2 separate regions of the Homo sapiens genome follow, and region 1 is linked to region 2. Evidence: read pairs that join two places in POLR2A ChIA-PET (ENCODE). Cell type or tissue: A673. All regions are shown on one strand. Links, peaks and the distances in the headings refer to the core of each region. The heading gives the core; the rest is flanking DNA. Region 1 overlaps DLGAP1 (DLG associated protein 1). Region 2 overlaps DLGAP1 (DLG associated protein 1).

What was found. ChIA-PET counts read pairs that join two places held together with the same protein. Peaks named below come from ENCODE experiments on the same cell type or tissue, not always from the same donor. Only the 100,000 strongest peaks of a DNase experiment are listed, where the experiment ranks them.
Region 1: POLR2A ChIA-PET joins it to region 2 with 7 read pairs; 2 of 35 experiments call an interaction of 5 or more read pairs at or near these places.

Annotation. Positions count from the first base shown.
Region 1 is chr18:3,551,806-3,567,835 of GRCh38, reverse strand. It overlaps DLGAP1 (DLG associated protein 1), which reads left to right. Exons shown (of 13, transcript NM_004746.4): 9 at 255-346. Among named protein-coding and RNA genes, the nearest start is that of DLGAP1-AS1, 34 kb to the left of the region's middle. RefSeq lists an enhancer at 12,407-12,957. In A673, for the core only: no CTCF peak of the experiment used is centred there; no DNase peak of the experiment used is centred there.
Region 2 is chr18:3,733,920-3,749,949 of GRCh38, reverse strand. It overlaps DLGAP1 (DLG associated protein 1), which reads left to right. Exons shown (of 13, transcript NM_004746.4): 6 at 7,438-7,615. Among named protein-coding and RNA genes, the nearest start is that of DLGAP1-AS6, 89 kb to the right of the region's middle. In A673, for the core only: no CTCF peak of the experiment used is centred there; a DNase peak (open chromatin) is centred at 7,209; H3K4me3 peaks cover 554 bases; H3K27ac peaks cover 4,281 bases.

The DNA of each region.
Region 1 (16,030 bases), core at 4,196-9,195, 180 kb after region 2:
ACAGACTTGCAAATCTGTGGAGGAATCATAAACATTTATCAGCTACCTTGAGAGTGGATAAAATTGCATTTTACTAACAGCAACAGAGTCAAAGAGCGTGCAGTGAAGGTAGTGTACACAAATATTGAACAAGGAGGTTATAAATTACAAAACATTCCAGTCATATTAGAGATTTTTCTCATAAAATGTGATGTTTGTTTTTCAAGCAAGATGACTGAAATGGAACAACTCTATTTATTTGATGATTTCTCCAGGTGGATGATGCTGAAGAACCTGACAAAACAGGGGAGAATAAAGCACCCAGTAAGTTCCAGTCCGTGGGAGTGCAAGTAGAAGAAGAGAAGTGGTAAGTCCACATGCACGCATCCTCTTTTGTCTTGATGTTTTGAAGTAAGGTAAAAGCATTTTTCCCCGTGATAAGTCTACAAAATTCAATGATATTTTCCTCTAAGTTTTGGGAGTATTTAAAGGGTGAAGTTGAATCAATATTAGTTGATTCTCTCCTGTACTTTAATACTAGACACCACTCCATTTGAGTTTTGTTTGAATAGTACTGTAAGCATATTACATACATATAAATACTGTGTGCAGTACTCTTGGGTTGCCAAACTATACCTCTGAAAACAAAAAAAATAAGAGACCTTCCCATATGAGACAGTGCACTTTTTATGAGAAGAGAACTTACCTTATTTCTATTTCTATTCCCAACACTTAATAGTGTCTGGTGTTTAGTGTGTGCTCAATGAATGATGAATGAATGAATGATGAATGAATGAATGAATGAATGAATGAAAAAGAAGATATTCCCTGTCATTATCCTGAATCACCAGTCCTTCAGATTACTCTTTACCTACTTTAGAGCCTTAGTATCTATAAATGGGAAATGTAGGATTTCATAAAATTACAGAATTTGGGGTCAATAATTTCATGTTGTAAATGAGAATCTGATGGAGAGAGGCATGTGAATTTCTCAAACTGGGAGTTTCTTGGTGGGTAGAACCATGTTTTATTGCTAGTAGTACCCCCAGCTTCCAGCATTGTGATTTGCACATACTAAATATACAGCAAATGTTGGCTGAATAAAGTAAAACTGGAGTTACGGTGAGAGAAACTACTCTAAATTATAAATCAGTGTATCATCTCAACTTTGCTACTAACTTTCAGTGTGTTAATTAGGAAGAATCATTTGAATGTCACCTATCCATCCTTCCATTATCCATCCATTCAATAAAATCTATGGAATGCCTCCTATAATCAAGGCTACATGTAACGTAAACTGAAAATCTGAAAAGGAGGAATTTATCAGTTTATGGAAATGGTCCTGTTTTAGAACCTCTCACTATTGATTGACACTATACTTTTAAGAGGTGTGTATATATATCATATACATATAGTTAATATATTTATTAATAAATTCTATGTGTGTATATGTAATATATATATATAGTGTGTGTGTGTGTATAATATGGCAAAAACCTCAATTACTTTTGCACCAACCTGATATAATTATGCAATGCTGGAAGCCCAGAAAACTGGTACGATCATTCTGGAAACAAATATGACAAAAGTTAGCAATAGTTACACATCTATCCGTACCAATTGACCCAAAAATCACACTCTTGGGGCTTGAGTTAAATTACTCAATGAAAGGTAAACAATTGTGAAACATTATTTATCATTGTAAAAGAAAAACACTAATTATCAAATAACCAATAATAGCATGCTTTTGTAATTTATAGCACCTCACCAAGGTAAACTATTATACAGCTATTAAATATCATTTATTTAAAAAGGTGGAGAAACATGGGGAAATTCCCATGATACAATGTTAGGTGAAAAACTTTAATATATAATATCCACGCATAGTGTTCATGCAGATGGACAAGGACTGAAATGTAATACGTACAAATGGTAGGTTTAGGAGTGACTTTTTTCTTTTACTCTGAAAAGTTTTAGTAATCATTTTTTTTTGTTTGTTTGTTTTTTGTGTGTGGTTTTTTTGAGACAGAGTCTCACTCTGTCGCCCAGGCTGGGGTGCAGTGGTGCAATTTCGGCTCACTGCAACCTCCGCCTCCTGGGTTCAAGCGGTTCTCCTGACTCAGCCTCCCGAGTGGCTGGGACTACAGGCACGGACCATCACGCCCAGCTAATTTTTGTATTTTTAAGAGAGACGGGGTTTCACCATGTTGGCCAGGATGGTTTCGATCATCTTGACCTTGTGATCCACCCGCCTTGGCTTCCCAAAGTGCTGGGATTACAGGCGTGAGCCACCGCGCTGGGCCGGTAATCATTGCTTTAATGTCCTAGGCATATGTTTCTTTATTAAGTGTTTTAGAAAAATTTTTGAAAGTATACATTTAGTAGACATTAAAGAAAATATATTCCTGGACATGGGCAATGGCTCACGCCTGTAATCCCAGCAGTCTGGGAGGCCGAGGCAGGTGGATCACCTGAGGTAAGGAGTTCAAGACCAGCCTGACCAACATGGTGAAACCCGTCTCTACTAAAAAATTACAAAAATTAGCTGTGCGTGGTGGTGGGTTCCTGTAATCCCAGGAACTCGGGAGGCTGAGGCAGGACAATCCCTTTAACCCAGGAGGCAGAGATTGCAGTGAGCCAAGATGACGCCATTGCGCTCCAGCCTGGGTGGCAGAGCAGACTCTGTCTTAAAAAGAAAAAGAAAATATATTCCTCCATCTCCCACCAGCCCAGCTTGGTGCCTTTTCTCAACGATGTAGTGGTTGACAGCACAGACTCTTGAGCCAGAACACCAAATCCTGGCTGTGCCCCTTACTAACTGAGGGGCCATAAGCAAATTACTACCCATCTTTGTGCCTTAGTTTCCTTATATGTAAAAAGGGGGTTACAAGCAGTTTCCACTATAAGCTAAAAGGAACTCGGAAGTCACCACTCCATCTTAGCAAGTAAAAATCTCAACAAACTAAAAAATCAACATCTCTTTGTATATCTCTTAGAGAAGGGAGGTCACAGGGCACACTGCTTCTCCCAAAATTGGAAAAACAGACAGATACAGAGACTTACAACTTACTGGAGTAGAAACACAAGTAGAAATCTCTGCAGGAACCAGCACAGGGTAAGAAAACGTAAGCAGTAACTGAAGAATTGTTGGAGGCTCAATATTGACAACTCTGAGAGTTAAAAGCTCCAAGGAAACCCAGTCATAGGGAGAGCTCACACTTTTGTGAGTTTTACCTCCAGGAACTCTACCAGGTCCTCAAAGTGAATATCAGAGAAAAAAAATCTCCTTGTGCTTCCAGAAAGGGGAAGGAAAAAATAACTACTTTGAAATATGCCAGCACTTTCTCTTCTTATTCACAGGGCCTGCACGCAGCAGAAACTATTTTACCAGAACCTTTTGCTGGCTGGGGTTTTATCAGAGCCTAGAACCTACCTGGGGGAAGGAAAACACTCAGCTCTAGTTTCCTCTAGCCTTCCACATGGGGGAAGGGACATACCCAACCTCAGCCCCCTTCAGGCACCTTATCCCACGTAAGAGAAAAAAATAAAAACAACTGAGAAACACTGATGAAGTTCACAGACCAGGAGCACAGGCTCACCAAAAGGCTGAGACTAATCATAGAACTGTAGAGCACTTTTCCCTCACACACACCTTACCAGTACATTACTAAATGCCAATTTACCACAGTTCCTTTCACCCAGTACATCATGCCCACTTTTCAAAAAATTACGAGGCATACTAAAAGGTAAAAAACACAGTTTGAAGAGATGGAACAAGCATCAGAACCAGAGTCAAATATGGCAGGAATGTTGGAATTACCGGGCCAAGATTTTTTTCTAATTATGATTAATATGCTAAGGGCTCTAATGAAAGAAGCAGAACATGTAGAGAGATGGAGAATGAAAAAGAGTTCTAAGAGAGATTTAAAAAGAAATGCTGGAGATAAAAAACACTCTAATAGAAACAAAGAATATCTTTGATGGGCTCACTAGTAAACTGGACACTAATGTCTAAACTTGAGGATATAACAATAGAAACTTCCAAAACTGAAAAGCAAAGAGAAAGAAGACTGATAAAAAGCCAGATCAGCTGGGCACGGTGGCTCATGCCTGTAATCCCAGCACTTTGGGAGGCCAAGGTGGGCGGATCACCAGAGCTCAGGAGTTCAAGACCAGCCTGGCCAACATGGAGAAACCCCATCTCTACTAAAAATAAAAAATTAGCCGGGTATGGTGGTGCATGCCTGTAATCCCAGCTACTTGGGAGGATGAGGTAGGAGAATTGCTTGAACTTGGGAGGCGGAGGTTGTGGTGAGCCGAGATCGTGCCACTGCACTCCAGCCTGGGCAACAAGAGCGAAATTCCGTCTCAAAAAAAAAAACCAAAAAAACAAAAAAAAGCCATAACAGATTATCTGAGAACAGTGAGACAGCTACAACAGGTGTAACTTTACATGAGAGAGGAATACAAGAAGGAGAGGATGGAGAAAGGAACAGAAGCAATATTAGAAGCAATAATAACAGAATTCCCCCAAATTAATGTCAGACACCTCAGATTCAGGAAGCTCAGAGAATACCAAACAAGATAAATGCCAAAACAAACAAACACAAACCAAAAAACTACACCTAAGCATATCATATTCAAACTTCAGAAAAATAAGACTTTAAAAATCTTGAAAAAAGTGAGAGGGAAAGAACATCTTACCTATAGAGGAGCAAAGATAAGAACTAGGCCGGGTTCAGTGGCTCACATCTGTAATCCCTGAATTTTGGGAGGCTGAGGTGGGTGGATCACTTCAGCCCAGGAGTTCAAGACCAACCTGGGCAATATGGCAAAATCCCATCTCTACAAAAAATACAAAAAGTTATCTGGCTGTGGTGCATGCCTGTGGTCCCAGTTACTCAGTAGGCTGAGGTGGAAAGATTGCTTGAGCTTGGGAAGTGGAGGTTATAGCGAGCTGAGATCACACCACTGCATTCCAGCCTCAGCGACAGAGAGAGACCGTGTCTCAAAAATAAACAAACAGAACAAACAAACAAAAAAGATAAAAGATAAGAGTTATATCTGGCCAGGCACAGTGGCTCATTCCTGTAATCCCAACACTTTCGGAGACACAGCGAGACTTAGTCTCAAAAAAAAAAAAAATTAACCAGGCGTGGTGGCGCGTGTCTGTAATCCCAGCTACTTGGGAGGCTGAGGCAGGAAAATCACTTGAACCCAGGAGGTGGAAGCTGCAGTGAGCCGAGATCACGCCACTGCACTCCAGCCTGGGTGACAGAGTGAGACTCCATCTAAAAAAAAAAAAAAAAAAAAAAAAGGGAGAGAAGAGGGCTTCTGCAGGGAAATTCCCATTTTTAAAGCCATCAGATCTCATGAGACCCACTCGTTATCATGAGAACAGCATGGGAAAGACCCACCCCCATGATTCAATCACCTCCTGCCAGGTTCCTCCCACAACGGGTGGGAATTGTGGGAGTTACAATTCAAGATGAGATTTGAGTGGGGACACACAAAACCATATCAGTTGCCCAGGATGGACTTGAACTCCTGGCCCTAAGCAATCCTTCCACCACAGCCACTTGGGTAACTGTGGCCACACAGATATAATTATTATTATTATTATTTTTTGAGACGGAGTTTTTGCTCTTGTTGCCCAGGCTGGAGTGCAATGGCATGATTTCGGCTCACTACAACCTCTGCCTCCTGGGTTCAAGCAATTCTCCTGCCTCAGTCTCCTGAGTAGCTGGGATTACAGGTGCCCGCCACCACGCCTTGCTAATTTTTATATTTTTAGTAGAGACAGGGTTTCACCATGTTGGCCAGGCTGGTCTCAAACTCCTGACCTTATGATCTTCCCGCCTCGGCCTCCCAAAGTGCTGGGATTACAGACGTGAGCCACAGTGCCCGGTTACCCTCTTCTCCTGTCTGCCACCATGTGACATGTGCTTTTCACCTTATGCCATGATTGTGGGGCCTCCCCAGCCACATGGAACTGTAAGTCCCATAAACCTCTTTCTTTTGTAAATTGCGCAGTATCAGGTATGTCTTTATCAGCAGCGTTAAAACGGACTAATAGCAACATAGCGAGGCTTAGTCACTATAAAAACACTCAAAAACGAAAAAAATTGAAAGAAGTATATCCAACTTCTCGGAAACCATGCAAGAACAGAGTGAAATATTTAAAGTATTAGGAGAATAAAAAACCAAAAACACCCATCTAGAATTTTGTACCCTGTGAAATTATCCGTAAAAGTGAAAGAAAAATAAAGACTATTTCAGATAAACAAAAATTGAGGGAATTTGTTGCCAGCAGACCTTCAAGAAATGTTAAGAAGTTCTTCTGAGAGAAGGAAAATGACATAGGTCAGAAACTAAAATAAAAACTTTCATTTTTCTGTTTTTTTTTTTTTTTTTTTTTTTGGAGATGGAGTCTTGCTCTGTCGCCCAGGAAGGAGTATAGTGGCAGGATCTTGGCTCACTGCAACCTCCACCTCCCAGGTTCAAGCGATACTCCTGCCTCAGCCTCCTGAGTAGTTAGGATTACAGGCACCTGCCACATCTGGCTATTTTTTGTTTGTTTTTTTTTTTTTGTTTTTTTTTTTTAGTAGAGACGGTGTTTCACCATGTTGAACAGGCTGGTCTCAAACTCCTAATCTCTGGTGATCCGCCCACCTCAGCCTCCCAAAGTGCTGAAATTATAGGCGTGGGACAGTGTGCCCAGCTCATTTTTCTCATTCGTAATTGATCTAACAGATAAGTTTGTTCAAAATAGCAATTGCAAAAATGTATTTAAATACATGTACATTTATTTATTTATGTATAAGTGAAATGAATGGCAGCAATGATACAAGGAATAAGTGGTAGGAATTGGAAATATTTAATTATTACAAAGTACTTGCAAAACCTGTGAAGTGTCACAGTGTTATATGAAAGTGGATTGGATTCGTGGTAAATACATAATGCAAACTCTAGGGTAACCACTACAAAGAGGTAAAAGAGAAGTAAAATTAGTATGCTAAGAAAGAAAAGAAAATTCAATCACATAAATGCTCAATGGAAAATTATTAACAGCAGAAAAAATGTGAAATACAAAAATAAGAAGAAAGAGCAAAGGCAAAAAAATAGAAAGTAGTAACAAATATGGTAGATGTTAATCCGACTAGATAAATAATCAGCTTAACCCTTTTCCCATTTAGAAAAAAATGTGCAGCTTGCTGCCAGTGCTCATTTAATTTTACATAAACATGCTTTTTTTTTTTTTTTTTTTGAGACTGAGTCTTGCTCTGTCACCCAGGCTGGAGTGCAGTGGCACAATATTGGCTCACCACAACCTCTGCCTCCCGGGTTCAAGAAATTCTCCTGCATCAGCCTCCCGAGTGGCTGGGATTACAGGCCCACGCCACCACACCTGGCTAATTTTTTTTTTTTTTTTTTTTTTGAGACGGAGTCTCGCTCTGTCACCCAGGCTGGAGTGCAGTGGCGCGATCTCAGCTCACTGCAACCTCCGCCTCCCAGGTTCAAGTGATTCTCCTGCCTCAGCCTACCGAGTAGCTGGGATTACAGGCACACACCACCACACCCAGCTAATTTTTGTAATTTTAGTAGAGACGGGGTTTCACTGTGCTGGCCAGGATGGTCTTGATCTCCTGACCTCGTGATCCGGTCATCTCACCCTCCCAAAGTGCTGGGATTACAGGCGTGAGCCACTGCGCCTGGCCCATTTTTCTCATTCTTAACTGATCTAACAGATAAGTTTGTTCAAAATACTAATAGCAAAAATGTATTTAAATATATGTACATTTACTTACTCATGTATAAATGAAATGAATGGCAGCAATGATACAAGGAACAAGTGGTAGGAATTGGAAATTATTAATTATTACAAAGTACTCGCAAAACCTGTGAAGTGTCATAGTGTTATATGAAAGTGGATTGGGGCCTGGAGCAGTGGCTCATGCCTGTAATCCCAGCACTTTGGGAGGCCGAGGCAGGTGGATCACGAGGTCAGGAGTTCAAGACCAGCCTAGACAATATGGTGAAACCCCGTATCTATTAAAAATACAAAAATTAGCTGGGCACGGTGGCACTTGCCTATAGTCCCAGCTACTCGGGAGGCTGAGGGAGAAGAATCACTTGAACCCAGGAGGCAGAGGTTGCAGTGAGCTGAGATCGTGCCACTGCACCCCAGCCTGGGCGACAGAACGAGACTCCGCAAAAAAAAAAAAAAAAAAAGTGGATTGGATTCGTGGTAAATGCATAATGCAAACTCTAGGGCTCTAGGGTAACCACTAAAAAGAGGTAAAAGAAAAATAAAATTAGTATGCTAAGAAAGGAGAGAAAATTCAATCATATAAATGCTCAATAGAAAACTATTAAAAGCAGAAAAAATGTGAAAGACAAAAATAAGAAGAAAGAACAAAGGTGAAAAAATAGAAAATAATAACAAATATGGTAGATGTTAATCCAACTAGATAATCAGTTTAACCCTTTTCCCATTTAGAAAAAATGTGCAGCTGGCTGTCAGCGCTCATTTAATTTTACATAAACACACTCCTTGAGGCCGAAGCAAATATGACTGATTTTCAATGTGAAAATAAAATGTAAAAACTGTTCTTCGAGTTATTTCTAAACAGAACTAACATCAGAATCATCTGAATCATCAGAATCATCTATTTCAGAAAAATTGGATTCATCAAATGAATCTCGGCCACAACTCTTTGAGGACAATGTTAACATCACGTGTAGGAATGCTACGTTTTCTAGGATTTGCCATTTTCAGCAATGGAGAATTACTATATTTTCTAAATGGAAATACCACTGCTAAGACCAGAATGCTATAAATAGGATGATGTCTTTGTTTCCAAAGTCAATATACTAGAGCAATGTGAAAATAATAATAAAACAAAATATTTTGTGGCAAAGTTATCTTGGGTTAAAGGCTGTAGCTGCAGGTGCCACCAGCAAGTATTCTCAGGGCAAATAGGAACAGGGTTAAACATTAGTATTTTACATATATCATTAAAAGACAGAGATTGTCAGAGTGGATAAGAAAACAAGACTTAACTATATGTTGTCTACAAGAAACCCACTTTAAATATAAAGACAGATATAGATTGAAAAGTAAAGGAATGGAAAAAGAGAAAATGTCTAGCACTAATAAAAAGAAAGTGGGAGTAGAAATATTAATCTCAGACAGAGCAGACTTCAGAGCAAAGAAAATTATCAGGGATAAAGATGATGATAAAGGGGTCAATTCTCAAAGAAGACATAAAAATCTTTAACATGTATGCACCTACCAACAGAGTTTCAAAATACATGAATTCTAGCTGGGCCCGGTGGCTAATACCTGTAATCCTAGCACTTTGGGAGGCCAAGGTGGGCGGATCACTTGAGGTCAGGAGTTCAAGACCAGCCTGGCCAACATGGTGAAACCCCATCTCTACTAAAAATACAAAAAATAGCCGGGTGTTATAGCACGTGCCTGTGGTTCCAGCTACTCGGGAGGCTGAGGCAGGAGAGTCACTTGAATCCAGGAGGTGGATGTTACAGTGAGCCAAGAGCGCTTCAGCCTGGGTGACAGAGTGAGACTCAGTCTCAAAACAAACAAACAAACAAACAAAAACTACAAAATACATGAGTTCTTGAACTGATAGAACTGCAAGGAGAAAAAGATGTATCTACTATTATAATTGGAGACTTCAACAATTCTCTATCAGAAATGGACAGGTCAAGAAGGCAGAACATCAGTAAGCACACAGTTGAATGCAACAACACTACTGAACAGCTAAATATAGTTAACTTCTATAAACTACTTCATCCAACAACAACAGATTACACATTCTTCTCAAGCTCATATGGAACATTCACCTAGATAGGGCAGAACATATTCTGGGTCATAAAACAGATCTTAACCATTTTTTTTTTTTTGTGAGACGAAGTCTCACTCTTGTCCCCCAGGCTGGAGTGCAATGGTGTGATCTTGGCTCACTGCAACCTCTGCCTCCTGGGTTCAAGCAGCTCTTTTGCCTCAGCCTTCCGAGTAGCTGTGATTATAGGCACCCGCCACCACGCCAGGCTGATTTTTGTATTTTTAGTAGAGACAGGGTTTCACCACGTTGGCCAGGCTGGTCATGAACAAATTTTTAAAATTATAAATCATATCATATCTGCTCTCAGGCCACAGTAGAATTAAACTAGAAATCAACAACAGAAGGATAGCTGGAAATTCCCAAAATACTGAGATTTAACAGCACACTTTAAATTACAAATGAGTCAAATAAATCTCAAGAAACTAAATATTTTGAAATAAATGGAAATACAACTTTTTTTTCTTTTGAGACGAAATCTCACTCTGTCACCCAGGCTGGAGTGCAGTGGTGTGATCTCAGCCCACTGCAACCTCCGCCTCCCAAGTTCAAGCGATTCTCCTGCCTCAGTCTCCCGAGTAGATGGGACTACAAGGGCACGCCACCACACCCAGCTAATTTTTATATTTTTTTAGTAGAGACGGAGTTTCACCATATTGGCCAGGCTGGTGTCAAACTCCTGACCTTGTGATCCACCAACCTCAGCCTCCCAAAGTGCTGGGATTACAGGCGTGAGCCACCGCACCCGGCAGAAATACAACTTATTAAAATTTATGGAATGAGGCAAAAGCAGTGGTTAGAGGGACAGTTATAGCATTGATTGCATGTATTAGAAAAGAAGAACAATTTCACATCAATTATTTAAGCTTCCACCATAGGACACTAGAAAAAGAAGAGCAAATTAAATCCAAAATAAACACAATAAAAGAAATAAATAAAATTATAACAGAAATCATGAAATTGAAAATAGTAATCAGTAGAGAAAAATCAACAAAACCAAAACCTGACTCTGAAAAAATTAATAAAATGATAAGCCTTTAACTAGGCTAACTAAGAGAGAAGACACAAATTACTCTTATAATATCAGACATGAGCAATCCATATGCCTTGGCCTCCCAACGTGTTGAGATTAGAGGCATGAACTACCTTGCCTAATCAACAGTTTCTTACAAAACTAAATATATTCTTTACCATACAAGTCAGCAATTTTGTTTCTTGGAATTTATCCACATGAATTGAAAACTTATGTTCACTCAAAATCCTGCACGTGGTTATTTATAACACCTGTATTTCTAATCACCCAAACTTGGAACCAACCAAGTTGTCCTTTAGTAGGTCAATGGATAAATAAACTGTGGTGCATACAGATAATAGAATATTATTCAGCACTAAAAGTAATAAGCTATTGAGCCACAAAAAGACATGGGAAAAACGTCAACGTATTATTACTAAGTGAAACAAGCCAATCTGAAAAATCTATATACTGTATGATTCCAACTATGTGACACCCTGGAAAGGCAACGAGACAGTAAAAAGATGACTAGTTGCCAGGGGTTAGGAGGAAGGAGGTATGAATAGGCTGAGGATGTCTGGGGCAGTGAAACGATTCTGAATGTATAATGCAACGGTGGATACGAGAATGTACAACACCAAGAGTAACCCTACTGTAAACCATGGACTTTGGGTGATAATGACAGCCAGTGTAGGTTCCTGAACTGCACCAAAAGTGCCACTCTAGTGTGAAATGTGGATATCAGTTGAGGCTGTGTGTGTGTCGGGGGAAGGGGTGTATGGGAGTTCCCTACTTTGTGCTCAATTTTGCTGTGAGCCTAAAACTGTTCTAAAAAAACAAAGTTTATTAATTTTAAAAAGGGGTTGGAGGAAAGCGGACTATAGCATTAACCTCAGTGTGTTGTCCTGGGGTGTTTTGTTTAATACATGTAAAACTTTTAGAGCAATACCTGATATATACAATGCTCTGCGTGTTTCCTAGTCTATTAAGCACTCAAATAGAATCTCTCTAAAGAAAGAAGTTTCAAGATAATAATTATGCTGCCTTTTCTTCAAAAAAAAGGAGGAGAAAGTCGTCTCCTTTACTTTACTTCAAACATTTCTCCTGCAATCAGCCAGTCTATCTTTCCAGGTTTTTAAATTTATTTGTTTATTTATTTATTTTTTTTGAGACGGAGTTTCGCTCCTGTTGCCCAGGCTAGAGTCCAATGGTGTGATCTTGGCTCACTGCAACCTCCGCCTCCTGGGTTCAAGCGATTCTCCTGCCTCAGCCTCCTAAGTAGCTAGGATTATAGGCACACGCCACTACACCCGGCTAATTTTGTATTTTTAGTAGAGACGGGGTTTCACCATGTTGGTCAGGCTGGTCTCGAACTCCTGACTTCAGATGATCCGCCCGCCTCGGCCTCCCAAAGTGCTGGGATTACAGACGTGAGCCACTGCCCCCGGCCTCAAATTTCATTTCCACAATAATGCTAAATATTGCATTGTTTGGTCATACCTAGTAGCAACCTAAAAAACTTTATACGAGCCATTTTTATCATTATTTTTTAAAGTTGAACTTTATTTGAATTATTGAAGTTTGTAGAATGGTCAGTTCCTCAGTAAACTGAGTAAAATATTTAAAACTCATCCCCAAAACGGTTGGCAGGCCAATTTTAGTACTTAGCTTTCCAAAACATACCCTTCTTCAAAGGTCACTTTATAGTTAACCACTGTAAAGTAAATAAGCATTGAAATTGATGTTAATGATTGTTTTCAACCTCTCCAAAAGAAATCCATTGTCAAACAGGAAGAAGGGATTACCAATACCTTCTGTCTCTAACTTAATTCTTTTATGATTTTGCTGGTTGTAATTCATTTAGATAGGATCTTAAAAAGCAATATCGGGCAGATGGGATTACTTAATGACAGCTGAGGGGTATTTTTTTTTTAATTATCTGGTGATAAAGGTGAGGCTGTTGTTTTCACACTGAATGGCCAGTTAACAACTTATCTCTTCCTTTTTCAAATAAACAGACTGATAAAAGACAGCAACCTAACAAAAAGTGAGAAAAAGAAAGAAAATTGAGCTGAGAAAGAGATAGTGCAAAGAAATGATTAAAAGACCTTGTAAGAGGCCAAGGGACTCATTTCCTTTTGAATCAATTATAATTTAGGAACAAAAACTAACCCAGCAAGGCCCACCTAACTGATTGATCTATTAAGGAGTAGACTTCTAAATTTAGTGTGGTTTTCAGTGTTCCAAATCAAAACAAAAAGAAGTTAAAAACTCATTAGTAAAAACTAAAATGCACCAGGTAGCCCTATCTGCTTCAATAACAGGAGTTGAAATGGAGCATCACAAATATCCCTGTTACATTTGCAGGCCACCATGACATTCTCAAAATGCCATGGATCGCAAATGCACATTGTCCATTCTCTGGGGCTGCCTCGCGGTGAGGACCGTGGACAGAGGAATGCTGTCTGAAGATCACTAGTTTAAATGCCGTGGCAGCAGGAAGCCAGGGATAATGAATGCGTATGTCGTTTTGAAAGGAGACTGCTCCTCTCAAGCCAGTGCAGAAACCCATCATCTTCATCAAACATTAGCTGTTTTCCCCCAATTCCTGTTTCACAGGTCAGCTAGTGGTACCGCTCTATAGGACACACATAGCATGTGTTTGCTGATATGCAGGACTGATCCTAAGTAAAGCAGGCAAATCTTGGCAACATCTCCCCAAGGGGCACTCACCTCCGCCAGTGGCCCCATGCAGAAGTCTCCAGCATCATGTCCCAATTGTCTCTCATCCTTTTGATGGTCCCCAGGAATTTGTATGAGGTCCTTTTGTCTTTCAGGCTGATAATTAGCAAATCTAGTAAGCCAATCCTTTCTGTTGACTTAGGTGAGAAAGCTAAGAGGTTCCCAGGAATCTCCCATTTCCTTCCAAATAACAATTCTATTTTAACAGTGGCTTCAAACTAGACTTTCTTACATTAGCCCATTAGTGACTCTAAGACTCCAGCAGTGGACACAAAGAGGAAGAATATTACTGTTTTCATTACAAAAGTAGTATGCAAATTTACTTGGAAGAAAACATATCTTAACATATTAACAGTTTTTAATTTTGATAGGCTTTGGAGTAATTTTTTAAAAAACTATGTGTGGGCCGGGCGTGGTGGCTCACGCTTGTAATCCCAGCACATTGGGGGACCGAGGTGGGTGGATCACCTGAGGTCAAGAATTTGAGACCACCTGGCCAACATGGTGAAACCCTGTCTCTACTAAAAATACAAAAATTAGCCAGGCATGATGGCGCACATCTGTAATCCCAGCTACTCGGGAGGCTGAGGCAGGAGAACTGCTTGAACCCGGAAGACGGAGGTTGCAGTGAACTGAGATCACGCAATTGCACTCCATCCTGGGCGACAGAGTGAGACTCTGTCTCAAACAAACAAACAAAAAACAAAAAAACTATGTGTGTATGTATCTTCTTTTTACGTATTATCTACCTTTTCCACAGTAATTACATATTATTGAACAATGCAATTAATGATAAGAAAAACAAAGTAGTATTTACATTGTAAAAATGTATAAATTACAGAAATAAAATAAAGTCGCCCATAATCCTATCCATTAACCATGAACAAATAAATAAGTATATTTTTACCCACACTTTTTCCACGAACATTTAAAGAGTTGGTGGAATAATCCTATGTATAGTCTTACAACATCTTTAAAATCAACAAACATTATTTAAAAAGTTTTCTTTTTACTATTGAAAATTCATAGCAAACACCTCTTTTAATGAATGCACAATACTCAAATTCATAGGAGGACCATAATTTCTGCCCCTTTCTCCTTCTGCCGGATTATCAACATTACTTTTAGATGATTTCTGTTTAAAGATGGTGAAAAAAAAGGATACACATGTATCTTGGAGGCCTTCTGAAACTAAATGACAATAAAAGGAATTTTTGTTTGTTTTGGCATTAACTCCCAAGGAGGAAGAGAACAAGAGAGAAAAAAAAAAACAGCAAAATTTAGCAAGCTAGAAAGCAGATATGGAAGTGACAACCGATTTGGCAGACCAGAGAAAGCTGAATCGAAAGCCAGTAGTGCAGGAATCCAAGATGTAATCCCATTTAAATTTAAGAACCCACAAAATGCATGTGGATGGGTGGCATTGGGCGCTCTGAAAGCGGGGATGAAGATGGAGCTAAAAAGTCCTTGAATCTGCGGAGCCAAGTGACAGTCCTTCCTTACCCTGACAGAGACTGAGGGTGTCTCTTCTTCAGAGGCTAAAACTAAGGGTCTCTGGCCTGGAGGAGACCAGCATAGTTGAGAGCAGGGTGACTATACTGAAAATAGGAGGATTAAGTGAAGATATACAAACAGTGTTGAGGCACACTGCCCTGAGCCTTCTTAGGCTCGCTCAGCCCCCAGGGTCCCGACAGCAAGGCACAGAACCCTCTACATGGCAGTGTGGCAGAGTCCATTGTGGAGGGCTGACCCTTCTGAGCCCAAAGACCAGAAGATGCTGACATCCGGGATTTTGCAAGATGAAAGCCCAGCCAGATCACCCTACAGTGAGGATTAGAGAGGATAAGCTCTTCCCAAAAGCATAGACTTCTAAGCTGGGTTTAGTGTGCTTCTCAAGAATGAGAAGACAAGGATCAGCAAACTCAGGGAGATAAGACAAGAGCCAGAAAACTAGAAACAAAAATTGTTCAGGAACATTCAGAAAATTAAAAAGTTATTTTTGAGAGAAAAGAGAGGAAAGGTGAGTAAAGAAGCATCCATGAGGGATGTGGAAGTTGTCAAGGTCTTCCTCAAAGAATCTTCTTATCCACCTGGAAGAGATGAGGGAAGGGGCAGAAGTGAAAAGTGCTCTTGCTAGGAGTGGTAGCTCATGCCTAATCCCAGGTCTTTAGGAGGCCAAGGCAGGAGGACTGCTTGGGCCCAGGAGTTCAAGACCAGTCTAGGCAACATAGTGAGACCCTCTATCTACAAAAAATAAAAAGAAAGAAAAAAAAAAACAATTTAAAAATAAATTAGCCAAGTGTGATGGCGGCTGCCTGTAGTCCCAGCTACTTGGGAGGCTGAGGTGGGAGGATCCCTTGAGCCTAGGAGGCAGAGGGTGCAGTGAGCTGAGATTGTGCCACTGCACTCCAGCCTGGGTATCAGAGTGAGA
Region 2 (16,030 bases), core at 4,100-9,099:
CCATATTTAAATGTATATAGGAAGTAGAAACAAGAAAATATGATTATCAGCTGGATTTGGACAGTTAAGAAAAAGAGACAGGATAAATTTCTGGATTTCTAGTTTGGTTGACTGGGTAGATTTCAGTGCCATTCATCTCAATGTGGATTAAAAAAATAAGAAAATTTGAGGAGAAAGGTATGTGTTCATTTGGGGTTCATGACAATTTTTTGGTACTTGTGGAACATCTGGATAGAAATGTACAGTAGTTACTTAAAACTTCAGTTTTGAAGTTCAAGAGATCTCTAGACTACAAATAGATTTGGGAGTGATTAGCATAAGGTTGGTAGTAGAAGCCATTGAGGAGATGAGATTGTCCATAAACAGAATGTACAATAAAAACAGAATATAAACAATTATAAAGTATTAGGGAATAAAAGCATGTAAGGGCAAGTTAGAGGAAGAGGAACCCAAATGAGAATCCAGGCTGGATTCCCCAAGAAATAGAAGGAGATGTTGGCCGGGCGCAGTGGCTCACCCCTGTAATCCCAGCACTTTGGGAGGCCAAGGCAGGCAGATCACTTGAGGTCATGAGTTCAAGATCAGCCTGACCAAAATGGTGAAACCCCCCTCTCTACTAGAAATACAAAAAAAATTAGCTGGGTGTGGTGGCATCCGCCTGTAATCCCAGCTACTTGGGAGGCTGAGGCGGAGAATCACTTTAACCCAGGAAGCAGAGGTTGCAGTGAGCTGAGATTGCACCACTGCACTCCAGCCTGGGCAACAGAGTGAGACTCTGTCAAAAAAAAAAAAAAAAAAAAAGAAGAAGAAGAAGGAGGAGGAGGAAGAGGAGGAGGAGGAGAAGGAGAAGGAGAAGACAGAATAGGAATGTGGAAGTTAAAAGGCCAAGTTTCCATTGGAATTACCTTCAACACTATGTGATCTCTCAAAGTCATGATTTCTTTATCTAACAGTAGCCAGGCATTGGATAAATGGTAACAAATGTCAGGTATTATTATAAAGTAGAAATAACTCAAGAGGCAACTACAAAAGTAAACAACTTTAATGAAAGTTACATTTCTATACGGATTATAAAGCCATTATAGGTAAGGTTACTGAAAAGAAAGGCTTCGTTTTACCAAAGCAGATTGACTACTAAAATGCCCTGTGTTTGATTCCCTGAAACTAGTTCAACAGAGAACTGTCACCTACTAAGTACCATTGTCCACACCAAAGCCCAAGGGATCAAAGCCTCTCAGTTTAAGCCATTAATGTTTATGAGTATGATTTGATAAAAGTGTCATGACCAAGGCCAAATACGTTCATTTTTGAAATACAATGAAGTTAGATTAACCTCCTGAGGCCATAAAATGTTTCCTCTGGGTCCCATGGAAGAGCCTTACATTCCAATACTTTTGTAAGTCAGAGAGAAGACAACGTGAAAATGAACAAAACTTAGGGTGCAGATGGCTCCATAAGATGGTCCATCACCTCCAAAGATTCTCCCATTAGACTCCATAACCTGGAAGCATTTCCTTCTTTGGGGGAAAAAGCATCCCAGCCATCTGAAGTTATTTCCAGTAATATGTTGCAAAGTTAGTCATTTTGTCTTTTGAGACACTGGTTTAAAACTTTGTGGTCTGATGATTACTGTACACGCTCTTCTTCGCAATGGCAGCCTTCCGGATACAAAGGGTCAAGCTTGTTTGTGTGGTTGGCTCACTGTCACCTAAGAACTTCCCATTATTGGTTGTACTTTAAAGTCATGATAATGAATGGGACCTCCCAGCCCAAAAAATCAAAATCTCCCTTTAGTTCTGATAAGCTAGGAAAAGTTAACTTAGCATAAGTAATTTAGGGAGAAGGATGGAAAAAGAAGAGTGCCATTTCGTTAGACCAACATTGGAAATAATTAACGTAACATGAGAGAGTTAATGTTTCTGAATATGCACACTGTCTTTCTTCTGAGCAGATCAACTTTCTTTTGAGGTAAAGACAAAGTCATCGATGCACTATTTTGGTGTTTATTTAATGAGCGTTTCTGCATCCGGAGCACATGGGCATATAGTAACCTTTATATTGATAGCGGAGGGCTCTGTTCTATAAGTGGGCAAGATAAAACAGTTCATTTCCTTATATTTTGTGTGTTATTAATGTATGCATTGTTTTATCAGGAATGACTCACCAGAGAAGAACTATTCAATTCCTTCTGAATGATGTTTCACTTTGAAATTTGGGAATTGTGCCTTATTTCATAACGAGTGGCCAGAGTGAATGATTGTTGCAATGATGCCTCATTTCCCCATTCAGCCAGCAGACGCTCATTTTTCAAAACGCCGGACTTTCACTTCTTCTTTGAATATACACCATTTATGAAACAGCCACTCCCGTCACTGCCCTGATAACATTTGGAATGGCATCATCATTTATGTTGGCAATATCATTGCTCTGGGTCAGGTTGCAAAATAGTCAAAGAAACACATTTGTCATCTAATGCGCAAGTTCTAAAGAGAAGTGAACTTTAGGTTATAAATGCTTCCAGCTACGATTCTCTTTTTCTAAAAAAGATCTTAAAAGGAAAACGAATTTTTCAGTTTGTTTGTTGGTTGAAATTTTTGGCATTGGTATTATAAAGCGATGCAGCTGGAATCACCATAATAGCACGTAACACATGGAAAATATTACCTTGACCTGGCAAACTATTTTCATGTTTGACCACTACTTGAAGGATCCATAGGGCACATTTCTAGAACAATTTTTTTCTTTTACTTTTTTATATTAAAAAATACAGACAGGGCCTCACTATGTAGCCCAGGCTGGTCTGGGCTCAAGAGTTCCTTCCACGTAGACCTCCCAAAGTGCTAGGATTACAGGTGTGAGCCACACTGCACCCAGCCTAGTTTATCTTTTGTAACAGTAAAATGCAATAAGAGATTTACTTTCGATGTTATATTCTAGATCTGTCTTAATTTGGTTTCTCCCTCAGTGCAGCTGCAAAAAGTGGTTGCTTATCACATTCTCAGGGTTTAGTATTATTAAGAATAGTTTTTGGCTGTTATATATTAAGTAATTCCATACAAGCTTTAAGAATAGATGCAATCGTACACAATGCTACTAAGAGGACACTTAGAATATAGGGAATATCTTTACAATTTGAGGACATCAAGATGGATGTACATGAATGTAATGTGTAAATGTATGTTTTTTAAAATCCACATTTCTCTAATTACTAGTGAGATCGAGCATTTTGTCATATGCTTGGTGATATATAAAGTTACTTTCCTGTGAATTTATATATTTATTTTCTTATGATTCCCTCTTTATAGGCTTTGACCATTTTTTATTGTGTTGGTTTCATTATTTTTATTCATAATTTAAATATTATGCATGTGAACCCTTTTTGCTGCTTAGTGTTGCAAATATGTTCTTATACACAATGACTATTTTTCTTAACATTGTTGACAGGATCTTTGGCTGAACAAAAGTTTTAAATTTTCATGTACTTCCATTCATTAACCTTTCTCTTTATGGCATCTAAGTTTACCACGATGCTTCTAAAGTCTTTCTCTACCATATTCCTTTGCATTTCTTTAGGCCTTCTTTATTGCCTTCCATAAGGCTTTATAGGTTTTTTTATTCATAAAACATTGATAAATTTCTCTTTAAATTGTTTAAGTATAGAAATTGAGATTATAAAATATAATCTATATTGTATTGGAGAACTTTAAGTTTTTAAAATATTATTTTTCATCTATATGCTTAGTAGGAATTCATTTTTCCCCAAGTGGAGGCAAAAAAGGTCTAACTCCATTATTAAATACTTGATCTTTTCCTTGCCTATTCCAACTGCCACGTTTGCAATATATTATATTCAAACACATACTTAGTTCTGTTTCTGGAGTCCTTATTTCATTCTACTGCTTTGTCAGTTCCTTTACTAACATGACCCATTTTCATCATTGCAGCTATAAAGTATAGCTGAGGCCGGGCATGGTGGCACACTCCTGTAATCCCAGCACTTGGGGAGGCCAAGGTGGGCAGATCCCTTGAGGTCAGGAGTTCAAGACCAGCCTGGCCAACATGGTGTAACCCCTTCTCTACAAAAATACAAAAATTAGCTGGGCTTGATGGCATGTTCCTGTAATCCCAGCTGCTCTGGAGGCTGAAGCAGGAGAATCGCTTGAACCCAGGAGGCAGAGATTGCAGTGAGCTGAGATCGCACTACTGCACTCCAGCCTGGGCAATAAAGCAAGACTCCATCTCAAAAAAATAAATAAAAATAAAAAATAAAATATAGCTGAGATCAGATAAAGGGCATTCCTCCCCTTGTTTTTTATTTATTTTTATTTTCTGGCTGTTCTTAGAACCTTTAGACCTCCTTACTCATCAACCACATTTAATTTTCGTGTGGATTCTCAAATCTATCTCTTCCTCTCTACTACCACTAATACTTAACTGAGCCCTTTTCCCTTGTTTAGATTATAGCAACATTGCAACCACCTTAACTGGCCTTCTTTCTCTAGTATTGCCCAGTTTAGTCTACCCTCTAAACTCCGTAAGGAAATCTGATTATTTTGAGGACTCACGTAATTTTTTACAACGGTTTTGTGGAAATATAATACACATAACATATAATTCACCATTTTCAAGTGTACAATTTAATGATTTTCATATATTCAGAGTTGTGCAACCAACACTATAACTAATTTTAGAACTGTTTTATCACTGCAAAGAGAAACTCCATACCCTTCAGATATCACTTCCTAATGCCACCATCTTCCTATGCTTTCCCCGCCCAGCTCTAGTCAACCACTCACCTACTTTCTATCTTTAGCGATTTGCCTATTCTGGACATTTCATGTAAGTAGAATCATGTAATATGTGGTCTTTTGTAATATGAGGCTTCTTTCAGTTAGCATGATGTTCTCAAAGTTCATCTATATTATAGCATGTATCAATACTTCATTCCTTTTTTTAGTCAAATAGTTCATTTACCACATTTCATCTACTCAGAGTTAGACATTTGGGTTGCTTCCACCTTTTGTCTGTTATGAATAATGCTGCTCTGAATCTTATATAAACTTTAAAATGAGTTTGTTACATTTGAATAAAATTTCTATGGAGATTTATGGGGCAGTGGCTTATGCCTGTAATCCCAACACTTTGGGAGGCCAAGGTGGGCAGATCACTTGAGGTCAGGAGTCTGAGACCAGCCGGGCCAACATGGTGAAACCCCATCTCTACTAAAAATACAAAAATTAGCCGGCCGCGGTGGCGTGCGTGTGTCATTCCGGCTACTCGGGAGGCTAAGGCAGGAGAATCACTTGAACCCAGGAGGTGAAGGTTGCAGTGAGCTACACTCCACCTGGGCGACAGAGTGAGACTCCATCTCAAAAAGAGAAAAAAGGTAAAATTGACATGGAGATTTTTGTCGCAATTACGTTAAATTTATAGATAAATTTAGGGAAAATTTAAGTTTTTTTACAGGAAAATTGTTGTGGGGGTTTTTTGCATTAATTTAGCACTTACTTAGTGCCTTCCATAAATTTTATCATTTTCTTCATAAAATTTGATGCGTTTCTTTTTTGTAATTTCTGTGTATTTTATGTTTTGCAATTTTAAAGGGAATTTTTTTCATTAAAATTTTATTTGATGTTACGTGGAAAAGCTGTTAATTTATGTATTGTTACCTTGTATCTAGCTACCTTGAGGATTTCCCTTAAAAGTTCTCATGGTTTTTCAGATGATTTTCTCTTACTTTACAGATAATTGATTACATAATCTATAAATACTCAAATCTTATCTCTTTACAATGTTTATATTACTTATTTTTCAAAATTTTCTGATTTCACTGGCTAGGATGATAAATAATAGCGGCTATGGGGGCATACATCTTTTTCCCTATCAACTTTAATTTATTTAATTAGGAACAATGTTACAGCCAAAATGAAAGAAATCTAATAAAGAAAGAAAAATCGCACTAATACCATGTGAAAAGAAACTTTAAAAATAACTAACATTGGCCGGGCACAGTGGCTCATGCCTTTAATCCCAACACTTTGGGAGGCCGAGGCAGGCAGGTCACTTGAGGCCAGGAGTTCAAGACCAGCCTGGCCAACATAGCAAAACCCCATCTCTACAAAAAGTACAAAAATTAGCCAGGCATGGTGGTGTGTACCTGTTGTCTCAGCTATTCAGGGGCTGAGGCATGAGAATTGCTTGAACCTAGGAGGCGGAGGCTGCAGTGAGCCAAGATCATGCCACTGCACTCCAGCCTGGACGACAGAGCAAGACTCTGTCTCAAAAATTAAAATAAAGGCCGGGCGCGGTGGCTCACGCCTGTAATCACAGCACTTTGGGAGGCCGAGGTGGGCGGATCACGAGGTCAGGAGATCGAGACCATCCTGGATAACACTGTGAAACCCCGTCTCTACTAAAAATACAAAAAAATAGCCAGGCGTGGTGGCAGGTGCCTGTAGTCCCAGCTACTCGGGAGGCTGAGGCAGGAGAATGGCATGAACCCGGGAGGTGGAGTTTGCAGTGAGCCAAAGTTGCGCCACTGCACTCCAGCCTGGGTGACACAGCAAGACTCCGTCTCAAAAAAATAAAAAAAAAATTAAAATTAAATAAAATAACTAACATTAAATTGATTATATATGAATAGAAGGACTGAGGAAGAATATACCCCAAACTGCTATGAGTAGTTCTTTTAAGGGTATGGAATTCTACAGACAGGAACAAGGGGAGACAGAGGGACCCACCTTCTACTTTGTGCACATCTGTATAGCTTGGCTATTTGCAATTAGCATTTTCTACTTTTATAATTTTACAATGCATCCTAGAATAAATCCAAAGAATACAAAGTGTGTAGTGACTTGTCTTTACATATAAAGATTGAGAGTTGTGCCTTTTTAATGGCTAAGGTGTAAGTTCTGTTCACGAAGTTCAATTTCAACTATATTAGAGAGTTAAAGATGGAAGGAAGGAAGGAAGGAAGGAAGGAAGGAAGGAAGGAAGGAAGATAAATTGATAGATAAAAATATAGATATAGATATATACCCACTTACTGTTACCAAACAGTCCAAAAACAAAAAGATGGCCACAGGAAAGAAATAGATACAAAGAAAAGCTTTACAAATTACACAAGTCAGAATTCCTGGGCAGGACAATTGCTGCTTATTATCTGCTTCCTAGGATGGCTAGAAAAATGTGAATGAGGCAATTAGTTCATGGTTGAAGAGAATGTTAATTGCTCTCGAATGTCATCAGATCTTGATGATTTCCTGTCAAAAGCTCTTCCTTCTGAGACACTGTGGGGGAGTTTAGTAATCACAGAAGGGCATCTATGTCATTTGTCCCAGTATTTAGGGTGCTACATAAATGACAATAGTGCCACATGTTATTGCTTCCTGCATTTTGGAATGTGACTAATGCACCTCTTCCATTGTTCCCTTCCAGAATCTCCAATGAACACTCACCCAAACTCCAGATCCGGAGTCATAGTTACCTGAGGGCAGTGAGTGAAGTCTCCATCAACCGGAGCCTGGACAGCCTGGACCCTGCAGGCTTGCTCACATCACCAAAGTTCCGCTCCAGGAATGAGAGCTACATGCGAGCCATGAGCACCATCAGCCAGGTGAGGGCCGTCAGGGCAGCGGTGGTCAGGAGCCATTAGTGGCAGGAAGGTTAGTGAGAATTGAGAGGGCATGAGGTGGGGAGGCAGTCATTCATCCAGTAGACCATTGATGGATCAGACAGGAGGTCCAGTCAAGTGCTGCAAAGAGCATGCCATGGGTTCAGCCGCAGTAAGCCCCCGGTATCAATGGTCTGCCAGGAGGTGGGGCCCTCTGTAAGTGGATAAAGCACAATGAAGAGGGTCCTTGGAAATTCACTAGAGATCAGGAGTTCAAGATCAGCCTGGCCAACATGGTGAAACCCTGTATCTATCAAAAATACAAATGTAAGCCTGGCATGGTGGCACCCATCTGTGATCCCAGCTACTCTGGAGGCTGAGGCAAGAGAATCACTTGAAACTGGGAGGCAGAGGTTGCAGTGAACCGAGATCACGTCACTGCACTCCAGCCTGGGCGACATAGCAAGACTCTTTCTCTGTTAAAAAAAAAGAAAAAGAAAAAGAAAACTTCGGCTTTTAAACAAGCAAGGGATATGAATCTAACTTTGACATAGGATAACTAATCTGGCAAAAAAACATAGGAAAGATTGGAGAGAATGAGAAGCTAGAAGCAGAGAGGCTAGTTTGGAAGACACTGTGATCATCAAGGTGAGAATTAATGTTACTGATGGTGATGGTGACCATAGTGGTGATGTTGGTGTGTTGGTGATAATGATGGCAGTGATGGTGATGATGGCGATGGTGGTGATGGTGATGGTGGTAGCAGTGATGATAGTGATGGTGATGGTGGTGATGTTGGTGATGGTGTTGGTAGTGATGGTGGTGGTAATTATGGTGATGGCAGTGGTAGTGGTAGTGATAGTAATGGTGATGGTAATGGTGATGGTAGTGGCAGTGATGATGGTGATGGTGGTGACAGTGATGGTAATAGTAATGGCAGTGGTGATTGTGATGATGGTGATGGTGGTGGTGATGGTGATGTGGTGGTGGTGGTGGTGGTGGTGGTGATGGTGGTGGTGGTGGTGGTGATGTGATGTGGTGGTGGTGGTGGTGGTGATGGTGATGTGGTGGTGGTGATTGTGGTGGTGATGGTGATGGTGGTGGTGGTGATGGTGATGTGGTGGTGGTGGTGGTGATTTGGTGGTGGTGGTGGTGGTGGTGGTGATGTGGTGGTGATGGTGGTGGTGATGGTGATGGTGATGTGGTGGTGGTGGTGATGGTGGTGGTGATGGTGATGGTGGTGGTGGTGATGGTGATGGTGGTGGTGGTGGTGGTGGTGATGGTGGTGGTGGTGAGGTGATGGTGGTGGTGGTGGTGGTGATGGTGGTGGTGGTGGTGAGGTGATGGTGGTGGTGGTGGTGATGTGATGGTGGTGGTGGTGGTGACAGTGGTGGCAGTGGTGGTGATGACCATGGTGGTGGTGGTGTTGGTAATGGGTGGCAGTGGTGGTTGTGATGGTGACGGTGGTGGCGGTGGTGGTCGTGATGGTGGTGGTGATGATTATGGTAATAGCAATGGTGACAGTGGTGGCGGTGGTGGTTATGATGGTGGTTGTGATTGTGGTGATAGTGATGGTGACAGTGGTGGTGGTGGTGGTCGTGATTGTGATGGTGGTAGCAGTGACAGTGGTGATAGTGATGCTATGGTGTGGTGCTGGTATAGATGAAAACAAGGTATTCAGAAAAAATTATGAAATGGTAGGCTGATCACTGAAACATCTGTCAAAATAAGACCCTGAAATAGGGACACTGCTCTCATTCTGTCCCTATCAACAAAATTAAGCTCCCTGCTCTAAATGGAGTCCTGAAGAAAAAAATCAGGAACTGCAGGGCAGGCTCCAAGGGCAGAGTAGGGAGGGAGCCAGGGAAAGCTGTCATGTGGGATTTCAGTGCTGACCCATCGTGTGTTTCCTTGCTTTACAGAAATCTCCAAGAACATGCAAACCTATTCGTGCTGGTTACTGCTTGTCCAATGATATACATTATCCCAATTCTCAGGGAAATAGCTGGAGCCTCATTTTGGTGCATTTTGGACTTGTTTTGTTTTTATCTTTTTCACAATAGGTAATATAACATTTAAAACTTTTTGGAGCACATATTTATTCTGCATGGCCTAAAGGTCACACAGTCATTGAGAATTATAAAATGGTCTACAAACCTAGGGGTCATACATGCAGAATACATCAGTGGATTTAAAATATTCTGTTGGAAAAATATTTATATACATTCATGGTTTTCATAACTTTATGGAGAACTTTTAATTTCCCCCAGCAGCACACTACCCTTGCAGCTCACTGTTTTTAGTCCCTGGCTGCACATTTGACCTTCTTTAGGGCAACATCACTTTCTAATGATAGCTTAGTAAGATACCAACAAATCATTGCACAGACACATGGGAGAAGTAATGCTGTCAGGTCAAGCACTGCAATTCCATGACGTAGCCATTCGGCCTTAGGTAAAATACAGAAAGAATGGCCAGCTGAAATGGATTCCTAATGACATCATTTTTCTAGTTCCATATTCAATTTTCAAGTAACACAGTATCTTTTTTTTTCTTTTATTTTTATACTTTAAGTTTTAGGGTACATGTGCACATTGTGCAGGTTAGTTACATATGTATACATGTGCCGCACTGGTGCGCTGCACCCACTAACTTGTCATCTTGCATTAGGTATATCTCCCAATGGTATCCCTCCCCCCTCCCCCGACCCCACAACAGTCCCCAGAGTGTGATGTTCCCCTTCCTGTGTCCATGTGATCTCATTGTTCAATTCCCACCTATGAGTGAGAATATGCGGTGTTTGGTTTTTTGTTCTTGCGATAGTTTACTGAGAATGATGATTTTCAATTTCATCCATGTCCCTACAAAGGACATGAACTCATCATTTTTTATGGCTGCATAGTATTCCATGGTGTATATGTGCCACATTTTCTTAATCCAGTCTATCATTGTTGGACATTTGGGTTGGTTCCAAGTCTTTGCTATTGTGAATAGTGCCACAATAAACATACGTGTGCATGTGTCTTTATAGCAGCATGATTTATAGTCCTTTGGGTATATACCCAGTAATTGGATGGCTGGGTCAAATGGTATTTCTGGTTCTAGATCCCTGAGGAATCGCCACACTGACTTCCACAATGGTTGAACTAGTTTACAGTCCCACCAACAGTGTAAAAGTGTTCCTATTTCTCCACATCCTCTCCAGCACCTGTTGTTTCCTGACTTTTTAATGATTGCCATTCTAACTGGTGTGAGATGGTATCTCATTGTGGTTTTGATTTGCATTTCTCTGATGGCCAGTGATGATGAGCATTTTTTCATGTGTTTTTTGACTGCATAAATGTCTTCTTTTGAGAAGTGTCTGTTCATGTCCTTCGCCCACTTTTTGATGGGGTTGTTTGTTTTTTTCTTGTAAATTTGTTTGAGTTCATTGTAGATTCTGGATATTAGCCCTTTGTCAGATGAGTAGGTTGCAAAAATTTTCTCCCATTTTGTAGGTTGCCTGTTCACTCTGATGGTAGTTTCTTTTGCTGTACAGAAGCTCTTTAGTTTAATTAGATCCCATTTGTCAATTTTGTCTTTTGTTGCCATTGCTTTTGGTGTTTTAGACATGAAGTCCTTGCCCATGCCTATGTCCTGAATGGTATTGCCTAGGTTTTCTTCTAGGGTTTTTATGGTTTTAGGTCTAACGTTTAAGTCTTTAATTCATCTTGAATTAATTTTTGTATAAGGTGTAAGGAAGGGATCCAGTTTCAGCTTTCTACATATGGCTAGCCAGTTTTCCAAGCACCATTTATTAAATAGGGAATCCTTTCCCCATTGCTTGTTTTTCTCAGGTTTGTCAAAGATCAGATAGTTGTAGATATGTGGCGTTATTTCTGAGGGCTCTGTTCTGTTCCATTGATCTATATCTCTGTTTTGGTACCAGTACCATGCTGTTTTGGTTACTGTAGCCTTGTAGTATAGTTTGAAGTCAGATAGTGTGATGCCTCCAGCTTTGTTCTTTTGGCTTAGGATTGACTTGGCGATGCGGGCTCTTTTTTTGTTCCATATGAACTTTAAAGTAGTTTTTTCCAATTCTGTGAAGAAAGTCACTGGTAGCTTGATGGGGATGGCATTGAATCTGTAAATTACCTTGGGCAGTATGGCCATTTTCACGATATTGATTCTTCCTACCCATGAGCATGGAATGTTCTTCCATTTGTTTGTATCCTCTTTTATTTCATTGAGCAGTGGTTTGTAGTTCTTCTTGAAGAGGTCCTTCACATCCCTTGTAAGTTGGATTCGTAGGTATTTTATTCTCTTTGAAGCAATTGTGAATGGGAGTTCACTCATGATTTGGCTCTCTGTTTGTCTGTTGTTGGTGTATAACAATGCTTGTGATTTTTGTACATTGATTTTGTATCCTGAGACTTTGCTGAAGTTGCTTATCAGCTTAAGGAGATTTTGGGCTGAGACAATGGGGTTTTCTAGATATACAATCATGTCGTCTGCAAAGAGGGACAATTTGACTTCCTCTTTTCCTAATTGAATACCCTTTATTTCCTTCTCCTGCCTAATTGCCCTGGCCAGAACTTCCAACACTATGTTGAATAGGAGTGGTGAGAGAGGGCATCCCTGTCTTGTGCCAGTTTTCAAAGGGAATGCTTCCAGTTTTTGCCCATTCAGTATGATATTGGCTGTGGGTTTGTCATAGATAGCTCTTATTATTTTGAAATACATCCCATCAATACCTAATTTATTGAGAGTTTTTAGCATGAAGGCTTGTTGAATTTTGTCAAAGGCCTTTTCTGCATCTATTGAGATAATCATGTGGTTTTTGTCTTTGGCTCTGTTTATATGCTGGATTACATTTATTGATTTGCGTATATTGAACCAGCCTTGCATCCCAGGGATGAAGCCCACTTGATCATGGTGGATAAGCTTTTTGATGTGCTGCTGGATTCGTTTTGCCAGTATTTTATTGAGGATTTTTGCATCAATGTTCATCAAGGATATTGGTCTAAAATTCTCTTTTTTGGTTGTGTCTCTCTGCCAGGCTTTGGTATCAGAATGATGCTGGCCTCATCAAATGAGTTAGGGAGGATTCCCTCTTTTTCTAGTGATTGGAATAGTTTCAGAAGGAATGGTACCAGTTCCTCCTTGTACCTCTGGTAGAATTCGGCTGTGAATCCATCTGGTCCTGGACTCTTTTTGGTTGGTAAGCTATTGATTATTGCCACAATTTCAGATCCTGTTATTGGTCTATTCAGAGATTCAACTTCTTCCTGGTTTAGTCTTGGGAGAGTGTATGTGTCGAGGAATTTATCCATTTCTTCTAGATTTTCTAGTTTATTTGCGTAGAGGTGTTTGTAGTATTCTCTGATGGTAGTTTGTATTTCTGTGGGATCGGTGGTGATATCCCCTTTATCATTTTTTATTGCATCTATTTGATTCTTCTCTCTTTTTTTCTTTATTAGTCTTGCTAGCGGTCTATCTATTTTGTTGATCCTTTCAAAAAACCAGCTCCTGGATTCATTAATTTTTTGAAGGGTTTTTTGTGTCTCTATTTCCTTCAGTTCTGCTCTGATTTTAGTTATTTCTTGCCTTCTGCTAGCTTTTGAATGGTAACACAGTATCTTTAAGGATAATTTCAAACGTCCTGTTGTAGTTGCAACATTGTCATTATTCAAAGGAGAATAGTTTCCTCTTCAAAGCAATGCTACTGTATATACCCTAGACTTTTCAAAAAGAGGTTGGCTTTTAAGATGTTAGAGCTATTTTCTCAAATAGATCATTAGTAGAAGCTATAATACTATAGAATTTAAGTGCATTATATCTTATTTCCCTTTAAAACCTGACACATTATTCATCAAAGGCTCCTAGAAAGTTGAGTACACCAAGGAGTTGGTCTAGAAAAACTAAATTGCTTCTGTCATTTATTACTCACAGCAGTAAAAGAGCCCTAAAAACAGATTGTGCTTGGATGATAAGGAAAAAAATTAAGTATGTTTTTATGTTTATTATTTTATATTTTTACCATAGGTACATCTAATTTAAAATGAGGGCTTTTAAAGTAGGGCTTGAGAAGAAAGAATTGTATTTATAGAAAGTCCAATATTTTAAAAATATGTCATGTAGTCACTGTCATTTCCAAGTTAATTTATGTCTTTATTTATTTCAAGTCCAAATCCTAGGTATTTTCATCTGGAATGGCAAACTAGAAGCCCGCAGACATATTTTCTCTGGCAACATGTTGGGTTTCTACATCCTTTTCTAAAATTAATGTAACTAGGCAGCTGTTTTAATACCAGCAGCTCAGCCGTGACTTTGACTTAGGCCATCCCCTCATTATGTGTGTGTGTGTGCATGTGGCATGGTGTGTGCTTGCGTGTGTGTGTGTGTGTAGAGAGAAAGAGAATGAAATGGAAACCTAGATAAATTAATTGTCTGTGGGTACCCAGCCAGTCAGTGACAGAGGCTAGGAAACCCAAGTGTCCTGACTCTTAACTGGTAAATGACTTCAATACCTGCTGGTATTGGTGGCAATAATATTGCTAGTAATAGTAGTATTAACAGTAGAAAGAATAACAATGGAATAATTAGTTACCGTTTTATGATTACCTGATACATGCTAGTAGCCTTGCTTATTATCTAATTAATTTCACATCTGTCCTGTAAGAAAGATCATTTTTTAATTTATGAATCTCAGTCTCAGAGAGTTGGACTAACATATTTGTTTCCTACTACTATTTTCCCACTACACTATCACAAAAAATAATATCCACCTTTTATGGAGTGTGTACCATATACCTAGACATATAATATGAATTTTGGGCCAAGCACGGTGGCTCACGCCTGTAATCTTAGTATTTTGGGAGCCTCAGTTGGATGGATCATGAGGTCAGGAGTTCCAGATCAGCCTGGCCAATATGGTGAAACCCCTTCTCTACTAAAAATACAAAAAAAAAGTTAGCCAGGCGTGGTGTCACACGCCTCTAGTTCCAGCTACTCAGGAGGCTGAGGCAGAAGAATCGCTTGAATCTGGGAGGCAGAGGTTGCAGTGAGCCAAGATCGTGCCACTGCACTCCAGCCTGGGTGACAAGAGTGAGACTCCGTCTCCAAAAAAAATACGCATTTTGACATTATTTTATTTTTATCCTTAAAGTACTCCTATGAGATAAGTATTATTATACTTATTTTACAGATGAGGAAAGTGAAGCTCAGAGAATTCAAGCAAATTGTCCACTATATAATTGAAGGAACACTAAAATTCTTCTTCATCCCATGTAAAAACTACATCTAAGTAAATTTAAAATCTAAGCAATAACACAAAGTAACAAAATGCATTAAAATAAATGTTAGGAGAATATATAGATAGTATTGTGGTCAGAATTATTACTTGTAATAAAATACAAATTCTAGAAAATATAAAGTAAAAGATCTATTCTAAATAAAATTAAATATTTCTGTGTGGCAAAATATATGATAAAGTTAAAATACAATTGGTGGGAGGAATATTGACACACATTAACAAAAAGGGTAAATGTTATAGTTGCTTAAAGTATTTCTACAAATTAGTAAGAAAAGATAACCCAAAAGAATCTTGGTCAAAGCTTATAAATAAAAATAATCAGAGAAAAAAATACAAAAGCCAGTAAATAAGTCAAAAGCCAGTAAATAAAGTGACAGGTGCCTATTCACATTTGTAGGATGTAAATCAAAACAGCACAGTATCATTCTTGACATAGAGCAGCAAAAACTGAGCTAACATTCTATTCTGGTGACCATGTTGAGAAATGAACTCTGTATTACTTGCTGTTTGGACTGTAAACTGCTATGTTTTAGAAAGTAGGTTAGTAAAATCTACAAAAAGGTAAAAATACACTAAAAAAAAAGGAACTAGAAAGGAAGGAAAATTTTAAAATCAAAAAGAAATGGGGCTGAGTGCAGTAGCTCGTGCCTGTTGTTCCAGCTACTCAGGAGGCTGAGGCCAGAGGATAGCTTGAGCCCAGGAGGTTGAGGCTGCAGTGAGCTATGATGACACCACTGCACTCCAGCCTGGGCAACAGAGCTAGACCCTATCTCTTAGAGAGAGAGAGAGAGAAAGAGAGAGAGAGAACACAAATGAAGAGTTAAAAAGAGAAATTGACAAATATCAAAAACAGACAAAAAAGATTAGACATACAGATAATAGAAGTCCCTTCAGAAGAAAATCAAAGGAACAGAACAAGTAAGAAAAACAATGATTTTTTTAAACTCTCCTGAAATAAAAAGTTGATTTGAAGCTACATATTGGAAGAACACACCATGTAAACACACCATGTACCTGAGAAATTGACCCTGAACAATCAACATCAGGACATATTCTTGTAAAATTACAAGACTTTAAAGAATTTCTTTAAAAACACTTTGGATTTCTGGACAGAAAGAACAACT